Linked DNA regions of Homo sapiens: region 1 is linked to region 2. Evidence: chromatin loops called from intact Hi-C (ENCODE). Cell type or tissue: ascending aorta. All regions are shown on one strand. Each heading gives the region's core, and the rest is flanking DNA. Links, peaks and the distances in the headings are about the cores only. Region 1 overlaps LOC105369382 (a long non-coding RNA gene). Region 2 overlaps ARHGEF17 (Rho guanine nucleotide exchange factor 17).

What was found. Peaks named below come from ENCODE experiments on the same cell type or tissue, not always from the same donor. Only the 100,000 strongest peaks of a DNase experiment are listed, where the experiment ranks them.
Region 1: it touches region 2 in a loop (2.0-fold over the local background); 7 of 110 quality-filtered maps call a loop at or near these places.

What each region holds. Positions count from the first base shown.
Region 1 is chr11:73,255,458-73,260,821 of GRCh38, forward strand. It overlaps LOC105369382 (a long non-coding RNA gene), which reads left to right. Exons shown (of 3, transcript XR_950296.3): 3 at 2,544-3,532. Among named protein-coding and RNA genes, the nearest start is that of P2RY6, 14 kb to the right of the region's middle. In ascending aorta, for the core only: no CTCF peak of the experiment used is centred there; DNase peaks (open chromatin) are centred at 2,044, 2,374 and 2,884; H3K27ac peaks cover 3,766 bases.
Region 2 is chr11:73,320,609-73,325,972 of GRCh38, forward strand. All of the region lies in intron 1 of ARHGEF17 (Rho guanine nucleotide exchange factor 17), which reads left to right. Among named protein-coding and RNA genes, the nearest start is that of ARHGEF17-AS1, 14 kb to the left of the region's middle. RefSeq lists enhancers at 146-799, 800-1,452, 1,453-2,105, 4,719-5,364. In ascending aorta, for the core only: no CTCF peak of the experiment used is centred there; DNase peaks (open chromatin) are centred at 523, 1,513, 3,043, 4,603 and 2 weaker places; H3K4me3 peaks cover 4,405 bases; H3K27ac peaks cover 5,000 bases.

The sequences.
Region 1 (5,364 bases), core at 162-5,161, 65 kb before region 2:
GGTAACTATATGTATATACAAATCCTAAAAGTAGTGTTTTTTTTCTTCCTTCATACACAAAAGTTTGCATACTACTACATACATATTTCTACACCTAGCTTTCTTCTGAAAATTCCTTTTTAAATTTATTTTTATTTTATTCTTTTTTTTTTTTTTTTTTTTTTTGAGATGGAGTCTCCCTCTGTCCCCCAGTCCGGAGTGCAGTGGCACTATCTCTCCCGGGTTCAAGCAATTTTTCTGCCTCAGCCTCCCCTGTAGCTGGGACTACAGGCGCGTGCCACCACACCCAGCTAATTTTTGTTTGTTTGTTTTTTGGTGTTTTTGTTGTTGTTTTTGTTTTGATTCAGAGTCTCGCTCTTGTCGCCCAGGCTGGAGTGCAGCGGTGCGATCTAGGCTCACCACAACCTCCACTTTCCGAGTTCAAGTGATTCTCCTGCCTCAGCCTCCTGAGTAGCTGGGACTACAGGCATGTGTCACCATGCCCAACTAATTTTTGTATAATTTTTAGTGGAGACAAGGTTTCACCATGTTGGCCAGGCTGGTCTTGAACTCCTGACCTTGTGATCCCCCTGCCTTGGCCTCCAAAGTGCTGGGATTACAGGTGTCAGCCATCACGCCTGGCTATTTTATTCTATTTTTTTAGAGACAGGGTCTCACTATGTTGCCCAGGCTGCTCTTGAACTCCCAGGCTCAAGCGATCCCCCTGCCTTGGCCTCTAAGTGCTGGAATTACAGGCATGAGCCACCATGCCTGGCCCTGAAGTTTTCTTAAAGGTCTTTCTACATAAAAACTCCCCTGTTCTGTTTTAACAACCATGATTTATTTAACCAGTTCCCTATGAATAGACAGGTCATTTCCAATATTTCAGTTTTGATTTGTTGATTTCTTAAAGAGCTGAAATAAATGAAAACACCAACTTTTTCTTCATTATGAACATAGTTTAGACTATTTACTAGACAATAATGTCTGCTTGAATCTCAGATTCAGTAAATCTGTTTTAAAATGGACAGGGATCTGTTGGTACCAAGTGAAAGAATTGCCCCACTCCCAAGGGTTGACTCACATTAACTTGGCTTTTTTAAATTTTATTTTATTTTATTCTATTTTGAAATGGAGTTTCGCTCTTGCTGCCCAGACTAGAGTGCAATGGCGCAGTCTCAGCTCACTGCAGCCTCCACCTTCTGGTTTCAAGCGATTCTCCAGCCTCAGCCTCCCCAGTAGCTGGGATTACAGGCACCAGCCACCACGCCTGGCTAATTTTTTGTGTGTGTTTTCAGTAGAGACGGGGTTTTGCCATGTTGGCCAAGCTGTTCTTGAACTCCTGGCCTCAGGTGATCCGCCTGCCTCGGCCTCCCAAAGTGCTGGGATTACAGGCGTGAGCCACCGCGCCCGGCCTAACTTGGCTTTTTGTTCCATGTGTTGGTTTCATCACCCTCTCAGTGTCCCTACAGTCCCAAGGGCAGCAGGCAGTGTTGCAGAGGTCACAGGGCTCCACAGGTAGTGTGAGCAGCAGATCTCTGTGGACTATCACCTCCTCTGACATAGGCACTATGCTCCTTTATATACTGCCAGAAAGTATGTTAACATTTATAGCCAGGCATGATGGCTCACGCCTGTAATCCCAGCACCTTGGGAAGCCGAAGCAGGTGGATCACAAGGTCAGGAGTTCAAGACCAGCCTGGCCAACATGGTGAAACCCTGTCTCTACTAAAAATACAAAAAATTAGCCGGGTGTGGTGGAACACTCCTGTAATCCCAGCTACTCAGGAGGCTGAGGCAGGAGAATTGCTTGAACCCAGGAGAAGGAGGTTGCAGTGAGCCAAGATCATGCCATTGCACTCCAGCCTGGGCAACAGAGAAAGACTCCGTTTTGAAAATAAATAAGTAAACAAACAAACATTTGTACCAGGAGCAGCGCTGGTGGGCATGGGTCTGGTAGGAGGGAGCTAAATGGAGTGTCCCATCAGTGTGCTTAGAGGCAAGAGAGGAATCCAGAGCCCTGACTAAGAGCTGCCAGGGCAGGATTCCTGGCTCATGAATTTGTGAATCAACACTTGGTTGGGCAGCTGGAATGTGGTGGGAATGAGAAAGAGGCAAGTTCCAGGAAGAGGTTCTCCTGTTCAGAACAAGGGCTAGCTGTGGCTGGTGGACTGACAGGGCAAAGGGGAGCCATGTGGGGGCTCCTGGACCTCAGGAAGGAGGCTGGGGTCTTAGGACTATGGCTGGGGCTAAAAGAGCAGCCCCGGCCCTGAGAGGAGGCCACAGGGACACCAAGGCCAGGGGCTGACAGGGGGAGGGGATATCTCAAAAGTTGTTGGAAATGCCAGATATGGCTCATCCAGTGCCGGATCTTGCTGGGCACCTGCCAGCTGCTAAGGATTGTGAGGCCATGGCTGAAGCTGGGAGGGAGCGGAACAGGAGGAAGCAAATTAGCTGCCGGACACAGTTTAACCAAGGGCTCCTTGACCTCTCCTGGGGCCAGTGGGGGTGGGGCCTGGCTCCCAGGCCCAGCTCTGAGCCTGTGGCCTCCCTCCTTCTTCCAGGCCCATCTTCCCTTGGCCTGAGTGACACGGCACTGACCTGCTCCTGCTCTTACTGCTCTGGCTGCCCCCTACAGTTCCACTCCTGGGCATCTCTTCCCTCCTTTAACTGATGGCTCCATCTTAAAGAGAGTAGAAGTGACTTCACCCACCCTATGGCCTAGAGGCCCAAACATGAAGCTCCTGGGCAACAGGATTTGGTTTTATTAAAGAGCTGCCAAGTTCCTTTGCCTTGATGTGAGTATGGGGATCAGGCGGCCTGGCTAAGCTGGTCAGAGGGAGCATTTCCAGAGGTCAGAGCACAGTCTCCATGGAAACCAGGGCTCTGCATACCCAGGAGGACCCAGGGACAGCAGGAGGACCAGTGAGAAAGGTGGAGTGCTGAGGAGAGAACACTGGGGTGCAGGCAGGGCCATCAGGTTGAAACCCACCCCCACTTCCCCAACTCCTACACAGAGTCCCTCCTCCACCCAGCTGGGAGAACCAGAGCTCAGCCTACAGGGAACAGACAGGGCTCCTTTCATCCTGCAGCAGATGCTGTGCCTCCTACGCCCCTCCTGGGCCTCAGGAAGGGGGCTGGGGGTTCTAGGGCTATGGCTGGGGCTGAAAGAGCAGCCCCGGCCCTGAGAGGACCCACAGGGACACCAAGGCTGGGGGCTGCCTGTGCCACTTAGCACTCTCATCCCCACACCTCTGCAGCTTCTCACTGTGGGACCCTGGGTTTCTGCCCTGGGGTTTCTCTGGCCTTTGGAGCACACTTGGCCAGAAGTGCCAGAAAGTTTGAGGATCAGCCTTTAACCGATGACAGCTGGAGTTGGTGACCAACTGCTCCAGTTTCCTTGCCTTTTGGGTGGGACCTCCCTGTGGCAGGTTCTGCGCAGTCTCCCACGGGTTCCCCACAGGACTGACCCACAGTGATGACCTGCTCGGCAGCCACCATGGCTTTCTTCTTTTCCCTGGATCACCTCTGAAATAAATGATTTGTACTTAAATGTTTGCCTCAGGATCAGCTTCTGGAGGAACCCAAACTGAGAATCCCCTCTCTCTCCCTCACATTCGCATCCAATCTGCCTGATTCTGCTGATTCTACCTCCTTAAAAAGCCCTCAAGGCCAGGTGTGGTGGCTCATGCCTGTAATGCTACCACTCTGGGAAGCCGAGGTGGGAGGATCACTTGAGCCCAGGAGTTCAAGACCAGCCTGGGCAACACGGCAAAAGCCTATCTCTACCAAAAAAATTAAAAAAATAAAAAAATAAAAATTAGCCAGGCATGGTGGCATGCATCTGTAGTCCCAGCTACTTCTCGGGAGGCTGAGGTGGGAGGATCACCAGAGCCCGGGAGGCAGAGGTTGCAGTGAGCAGAGATTGTGACACTGCACTCCAGCCTGGGCAACAGAACCAGACCCCCATCTCAAAAGAAAAGTTCTCAAATCCACCTTCTAATCATCTCCCATATATCACTCCTCCTCCATCCCCACTGCCCTGGCCACCTGCCTGGACTACTGGCCCAGCCTCCTCACCGACCCACTGCCTCTGCACATCAGCCAGCATAAGTCAGCTTTCTAAAACACACCTCTGGGCCTCTCCCCAGGTCCCACCCTGCTTAAATCCTACCATGGTTCCCATTGCCCTCAGGATAAACCAAGCTTCCCAGCCTGGCATCGAGACCCTGAAAGGACTGGTCCCTGCCCTCTCTACAGCTCTCTTATGCCACTCCCCTCTTCCACTGGACTGCCCAGTAGGACTGAACTTCTTGAGGTTCTCAGAGTTGGCCATGATCAACCCCACCTCCTGGTCTTCACAAGCTGTCCCCTCTTGTAAACAGGAACATCTTCCTCCTACTTTACCCAAACAATTCTAGTTGTTCTTGAACACAGCCTAAGACACAACTTGTGCCTTAACCACCCCTGTTCTCCCTGCTCTAGGGCTGGGTGGGCTGGGGGTCCCTCAGAGCTCCTATGTATCTTCATGTCTCTCTGGCCCAATGCCCACCAGGTTCTGGTCTGTTCTCCTCCACACTGGGCATTTCTGAAGGACACTAGCCATGAACAACTCATCTTTTTTCTTCCCCGGGCCTAGGCACATAGCAGGTGTCAGAGAATAAATGAGTGATGATGATGACTTTAAATCTCCAAAGAATTATGCCCTGGAAAAACTCCTTGGCTGGTGGAGGAGAAGTGTGAAGAAAAACAACACCAGGCCAGAGTGATCAGGGTGTTACAAAGGCCAACACTTGGACTTGGGAGCCCAGAGGAGGCCTCAGCCCTGACTGGCAGAGAGGTAGCCAGAGAAGGCTTTGGAGGGGAGGTGGCTCCTCTGTGTGCTGGCCCTGCCCATCCTCTTTGTCTTTGCAGAGTGTGCTAGGGAGCTGGGGAGTCAGGAGGGAAATAGAAAGCAGCATAGATCCCACACAATCTCACCCCTTCCTTTTCCTCAAAGGTGACCTCTACCCTGGTGGTCATTCTTACACATGCCTTTGTATGATTTCTACATTATTGTATAGAAATATACAATAATTAAAACTTTATGTGCATAGTCTCATACTGTGTGTATCCTATATATTTCTTTTTTGGTCACATTATGCTTGTGTGATTTTAGCCTTCTTGATGTGGTTGCTCAAGTTTATTTTTTGTCTGCTATATAGTATTCCATTTAAGAACATACAGTCACTTTTACTGTTAGAATATAATTCATTCCTATAATCCCAGCACTTTGGGAGGCCAAGGCAGGTGGATCACGAGGTCAAGAGATCAAGACCATCCTGGCCAACATGGTGAAACCCCATCTCTACTAAAAATACAAAAATTAGCTGGGCACGGTGGCGC
Region 2 (5,364 bases), core at 122-5,121:
ACAGAGCGAGACTCCGTCTCAAAAAAAAAAAAAAAAAAAAAAGATGATGATGATTTTTTTTTTTTTTTTGAGGCAGGGTCTCACTCTCTCAACCAGGCTAGGGTGCAGTGGGTCAATCATGGCTCACTGCAGCCTTGACTTCCTGGACTCAAGCAATCCCTCCCACCTCAACTTCCCAATGAGCTGGGACCACAGGCATGCGCCATCATGCCTGGCTAATTTTTTTTACTTTTAGTAGAGGCAAAGTCTCACTATGTTGCCCAGGCTGGTCTTGAACTCCTGAGCTCAAGTAATCTTCCCGCCTTGGCCTCCCAAAGTGCTGGGATGATGGACATGAGCCACCGCACCCAGCCTACTGCTGAGATTAAGTGAAAGCATGCCAAGAGGGCTTGGCACACAGTAAGTGCTCAAGAAATGTTACCTCCTCCCCTCATGACTGAGATGCTAAGGTTTTATGATTCTAAGATTCTTGGCTGCTGGGCACCTCTTTCCAGCCGTGAAGCAGAAGACAAAGCTCTAGACAGGAAGGCAGGTTGGGGCCTGGCTACAGTACCCACATAGTCAGTGGCTCCGAGCCTGGTTCTCTGGAGGTGGGGAGGAGGGAGAAACCGGGGCTGGAGGCTGAGCCACATGCCCACTGTCCTTGCTCCACTCACCAGCTCTTCTCCTTTTGTTACCACCAGCCCCACCCTGTGACATGTCCAGGATAGCTCAGCCCACACGGGGAGGAGAGCAGAGGCAAAGCCCTCTCTGCATCAAAGCTGCCCCTCACTGGAAGCGGCCTGTGAAGTGGGGCTCAGTGAGTCTGAGTGTCTGTATGCCTGGTGGGCTTTGGGTTCAGACTGATAAGGGTTAAAATCACAACTGACTCTGACCCCTTGCCGGGTGATATTAACAAGTCATTGGATCCCAACTCTGAGCCTTAGTTTACTGCTCTGTAAAATGGGGGCACTAAGGCGTTATTATGAGGGCCAAAGAGAGAATGCTTGTGGAGCGCTCAGCCCTGGGCGCTGGCTCCAGACAGCTCTCAGAAATGTGGCCACTTAGTGTATGCTTTTGAGATTGTCATTCTCAGAGTCTAGAATCCTGTGGTTTCAAGATGAAGGATTCTGGGTTCTTTTCCAAGAGTCCAGACCTCTTTTTTATTTGTGATTTTGAGATTGTGACTTCTTGGTTCTGACATCCTGTGATCCTGAGACTCTGGGGTCTGGAGAGGTGCAGCAGGTCGGGGGCCAGTGGGAAGGCAGTGGGGGCAGTGTGATGGAGGGGCCAGCCGAGGGAGCAAGCACAAGGTTGGTGTCTGTTTCCTGTTTATTGGTTCCCAGGGGGTGAGCAGGCCCTGCTCCCGCACAGCGCTGTGGAGCAGGAAGCGGGGAGGCAGAGTTCCTGGCTGCCAGCCAGCCCCACAGCCGGGCCTCCAGGGACTGCTGGGACCCCACTCCCCAACCTCCTGGACAAACATTCAGTCCTTTCCCAGGACAGGGCACTGGAGGTTAAGGAGCAGATGTGGAAGGGAAGGGGTGGATAGATGGGGAGGGACGCCTTCCCCCAATAAAGGTCCCGATAGCTCCATCTTTCTTAGCTGCCTGAATCACTGAGGTCTCACTCTGGGTTTCTTGGTATCCCCCGCCTTTCCCTGTCTCCCTGGGATGGGGCCTGGTGATGAGATGTCCAACTTCTGGGCAGGCCAGAAGGGCAGGAGGAGGAAGAAAAGGGCCAGGGCCTTTAATGCCAGAACTGTCTACCTGGAAAGACTCTTAGAAACCAGCCATGTTTTCTAGCCTTCCTCACCCCTGCATCATTCAGATGGGGAAGCTGAGGCCCAGCAAGGGGCCTTGCCCAAGGCCACACAGTAGTGGACTAGAGCCAGAAATCCCCCCCATGCATCTCACCATTGCTCCAGCCTCACACTGTAAGGGGTCACTGAGAGTTCTTGAGAAGTGCAGTGACGTGGTTCACCTGGCATTTTAGGGAACTTGTCTGAGCCAGGGCAGGAAAGGGAAGCCCCTGTATGTGTCTGAGGCCAAGAGGGGCAGGGAGGTCTCAGTTTGACCAGAGCACCTGGGGAGAGGCTCTGTGTGGGCAGGAACCAGGTTGAAAGCCTCAAGTGCCGAGTTAAATGGCCTGAGCAGAGGGGCTCCCCTCTGCCAGCTCCCCTCTCCCTTTCTGGGAGAGGAAGGGCTGGGAGCACTGCCAGCTTTGCACATCACAGTATCCTCTGGTTGTGAGGTGATGATCTGACATGAGGGTGCGGGAACATGAGTAGCCTGAGCTTAGGTAGCAGAGGATGTGGAGCTGGCGAGGGGAGAACTGACTGGGAAGACAATTTGGAGGCAGAATCTGGGAATTCGAATTTAGGTTCAGGGGTTATATCAGAAACAGGGTTGGGGGAGCGGGACTCACTTCTTGTCTCGGCAGAAATTTCCTCTGCATTCTGAAAGAGTGAGGTGGCTGTGAGCCCTGCCTCTGTGCCCAGCAAGCCTCCTGTCTGACCTCAAACCCTCTGCTCCAGTGGAAGTGCCCTGCCTCTCAGGGGGGTCCCTGAAGAGCCCCAGAGCTCCAGGCCACACCTGCAGTCTGGCCCTCCTGGGAGAGGCCTAATGGAGGGAGCATGGAAGGGAATGAAAGAGCAGGCTTGGGCTGCCTTGCTGGCTCTAACCTAAGACAAGTCCCTCTGCCTTGGTTTCCCCATCTGTGAAGTGGGAGTCCTCCAGAGTCCAGCAGAGCTCTAGAATATGCAGGCTTTTGGGAACTGAGGGAGAGGGACTGGTAGGTCCACAGGCAGGCATCCTTGCCAGCAGCCCTCGTGGTGGGTCCTGTAGTCAGAGACAAAGAACCTTGTGATATTTGTACCCTAGATCCTGAGACCAGTGCTATTCTGTGGCCCCGCAGCCCTGGAGGCCTTCCTGAAGAAGAGGAGAGCCGCGCTTTAGGGAGAGGAGTGCCTCACACTGGGGGCCTGAGCGGAAAGCCTGCTTCCCTGTCAGATGCCTGAGCGCCCTCCCAGCTCCTGCCGCTCCTGGGCCCCTCCTCCCCTCTGGCCTGGACCCGCCACTTCCAGGCTTCTCCCCAAGGCCAGCGGGGGCGTTGCCTGGGGCGGGTGAGGAATTTCCGAGGGAATGGCTAAATTCAGCCCCAGCTAAAAATAGTCCCGGGCCTGGCCCCAAGGCTGGTGGAGGAATAGGAGAAGGGTGGGCCCGGCCTGCCCCATCTCATCACCTGGACGTGGTGCCTGGGCAGTGGAGGGTCTCTGCTGGTCCCCTGGGCATCTGTGTCTTTGTTCCAGCCACTCGCACCAGGACTTCCTCTCATGGAGGCTCCCTGCTTTCTTCTCTCCTTCTGTCCTCTGTCCTTCTCCCTGTTCTCCTCCCTGGGTCTTGCTCCTCTTCCTGTCTCTCATCTCCTCTGACCATCTGTGTCACCCTGCCTCCCTTTAGAGAGCCAGACAGAGACCCCTGGCCAGGGACTGGTCTTAGGAAAACGGCCGTGTAGGGCAGAGTCCCCCTCAGCTTCCCAGCCCAGGTGTCAGGAACCGCCTCTGTCCCAGGATACACAGTGATTGCAGCTCCTCTCTGCTTCGGAGGTAACAGACCTCTAAGGCTCTGGGATGTGGAGATGTGGGTGGGAGCCCCCAGTTTGCCCCGTGACCCAATGCTTGATTCTGGTCGGGTGGATCCACCCATGCCAAGCCCTCCTGTTCCTGGCACGAGGTGGAGCCTGGGTACACGTTTATTAAATAAATAATGTGGGGGAGGCAGGAGGAGGACAGCTGAGCCCTGCCCTGGGGGAGCGCCCAGGCTCCTCTCAGCTCCCCTTACCACCCATGCCTATGCCTAGCCCTATGTTGCTGCTGTCCTGGGGACCAGGCAGGTGGAAGCTGGCAGATGGGCAAAGGGTGCCGTCCCGAGTCGGCACTGATTGGGGGTGGGATGGGAAGCAGACACAGGCCCAGAGAAGGTGAGGGTGCTTAGCTCAGGTCACAGAGCCCAGAAAGAGAGAGGTGGTATTCAAACCAGGATAGTCTCACTGGGTTGGAGTTCAGACCCAGATGGTCTGGCTCCAGAACCCGTGCTTAGGCCCCTGGCTTTCAGGACTGCCTGAGTTGGGGGCAGTGCCATCATCAAGGTGGGCACAGAAAGAAAGGGTGGATTTTGCTTTGGACATAGTGATCCTACTGGATTCACAGTCCATGGTCTGAGTCCCAGGAACCAGCACATAGTAGTTGCTCAGTAAATATTAGTTGAATGGCTCAGTTGCACTTGAGAGGCCCTTGGGGAGTGGGAGGAGGTGACAGGCACAGAAGGAATGAGTGTTTCCTCCCTTTATGGGCCCAGGGACCCTTCTCTTGGTGCTGGAAAGCAGCTGAGGTGGGTGCTGGGCTTTCTGCTGGCGGAGAGAACTCAGCCCAGGAGTTTGGGAAGGTGGAGAGATGGGCCACGGGCAGGTGAAGGGGAGACAGGCAGGCCAGGCAGTGCAGTGCAGTCCCGTTTGCAGTATCTGGAAAGCAGATCTCTTGGGCCATGGCCGGCGTGACTCAAATGGAGACAAAAAAACCTTCCATATTTGGACAAAGAGCCCAGAGAGGCCCAGACCCGCAGCCAGCCCAAACCTCCCCCACCCCCAGCCTCCTGCCCTGTCTCCCTCTGGGCCCCTAGCCCTGAGTCCTGTCCCATGAGTTGAACTCTTGGGCCTCAGTCATCAGGTCGCTTCCTGTGTGGCCAGGCCTGGGCTGTGGGTGCTGGGGAAGAAATTTCGTTCCAGGGCTGGGCCCTGTGCTTGGGCTGGAGATGTAGAGAGGAGCCCTGCTGGAGCCTGCGGGCTGGAGGGGAGCACACTGAAACCAACAGTTCCCACACTGTGGGGTAAGCTGACAGCAAACCCCCACCCATCTCAACACAGGCAAAGCTTGAGGAGCATCGCATATAGGCATTGTACACACACACTCTCTCTCTCTCTCTCACTTTCTCACTTTTCAATCCCCAGCAGATTTCCATACCCACAAAGACATCTGTACAGATATCAGGAGTGAGGACCGAGCCTGAGACCTTCCCTGGAGCAAGCTTTGATGACAGCAAAGTTGGAGTAGATTGGGGCAGCCAGATGTCAACAAGTAACATAAACAGGCATTATCCATCTGGAGAGATGTGAACAGAGCAATTTGCTCCTGTACCACCCTCTGAGTGTCCAGCAAGGGGCGGGGCTGGGCAGTGGATGCCAGAGCCTGGTGAGTGGGGAGAGGGCCTAGGCCGCTTCCTGCCTGGGAGCAGACCTTGCTCCCATGGGACAGCCCAGCCATTTGACTGAGAACCGGGGTGTTCACTGTCATTGGTGGATTGACTGAGCCCTGACTGCACAGATGCTTCT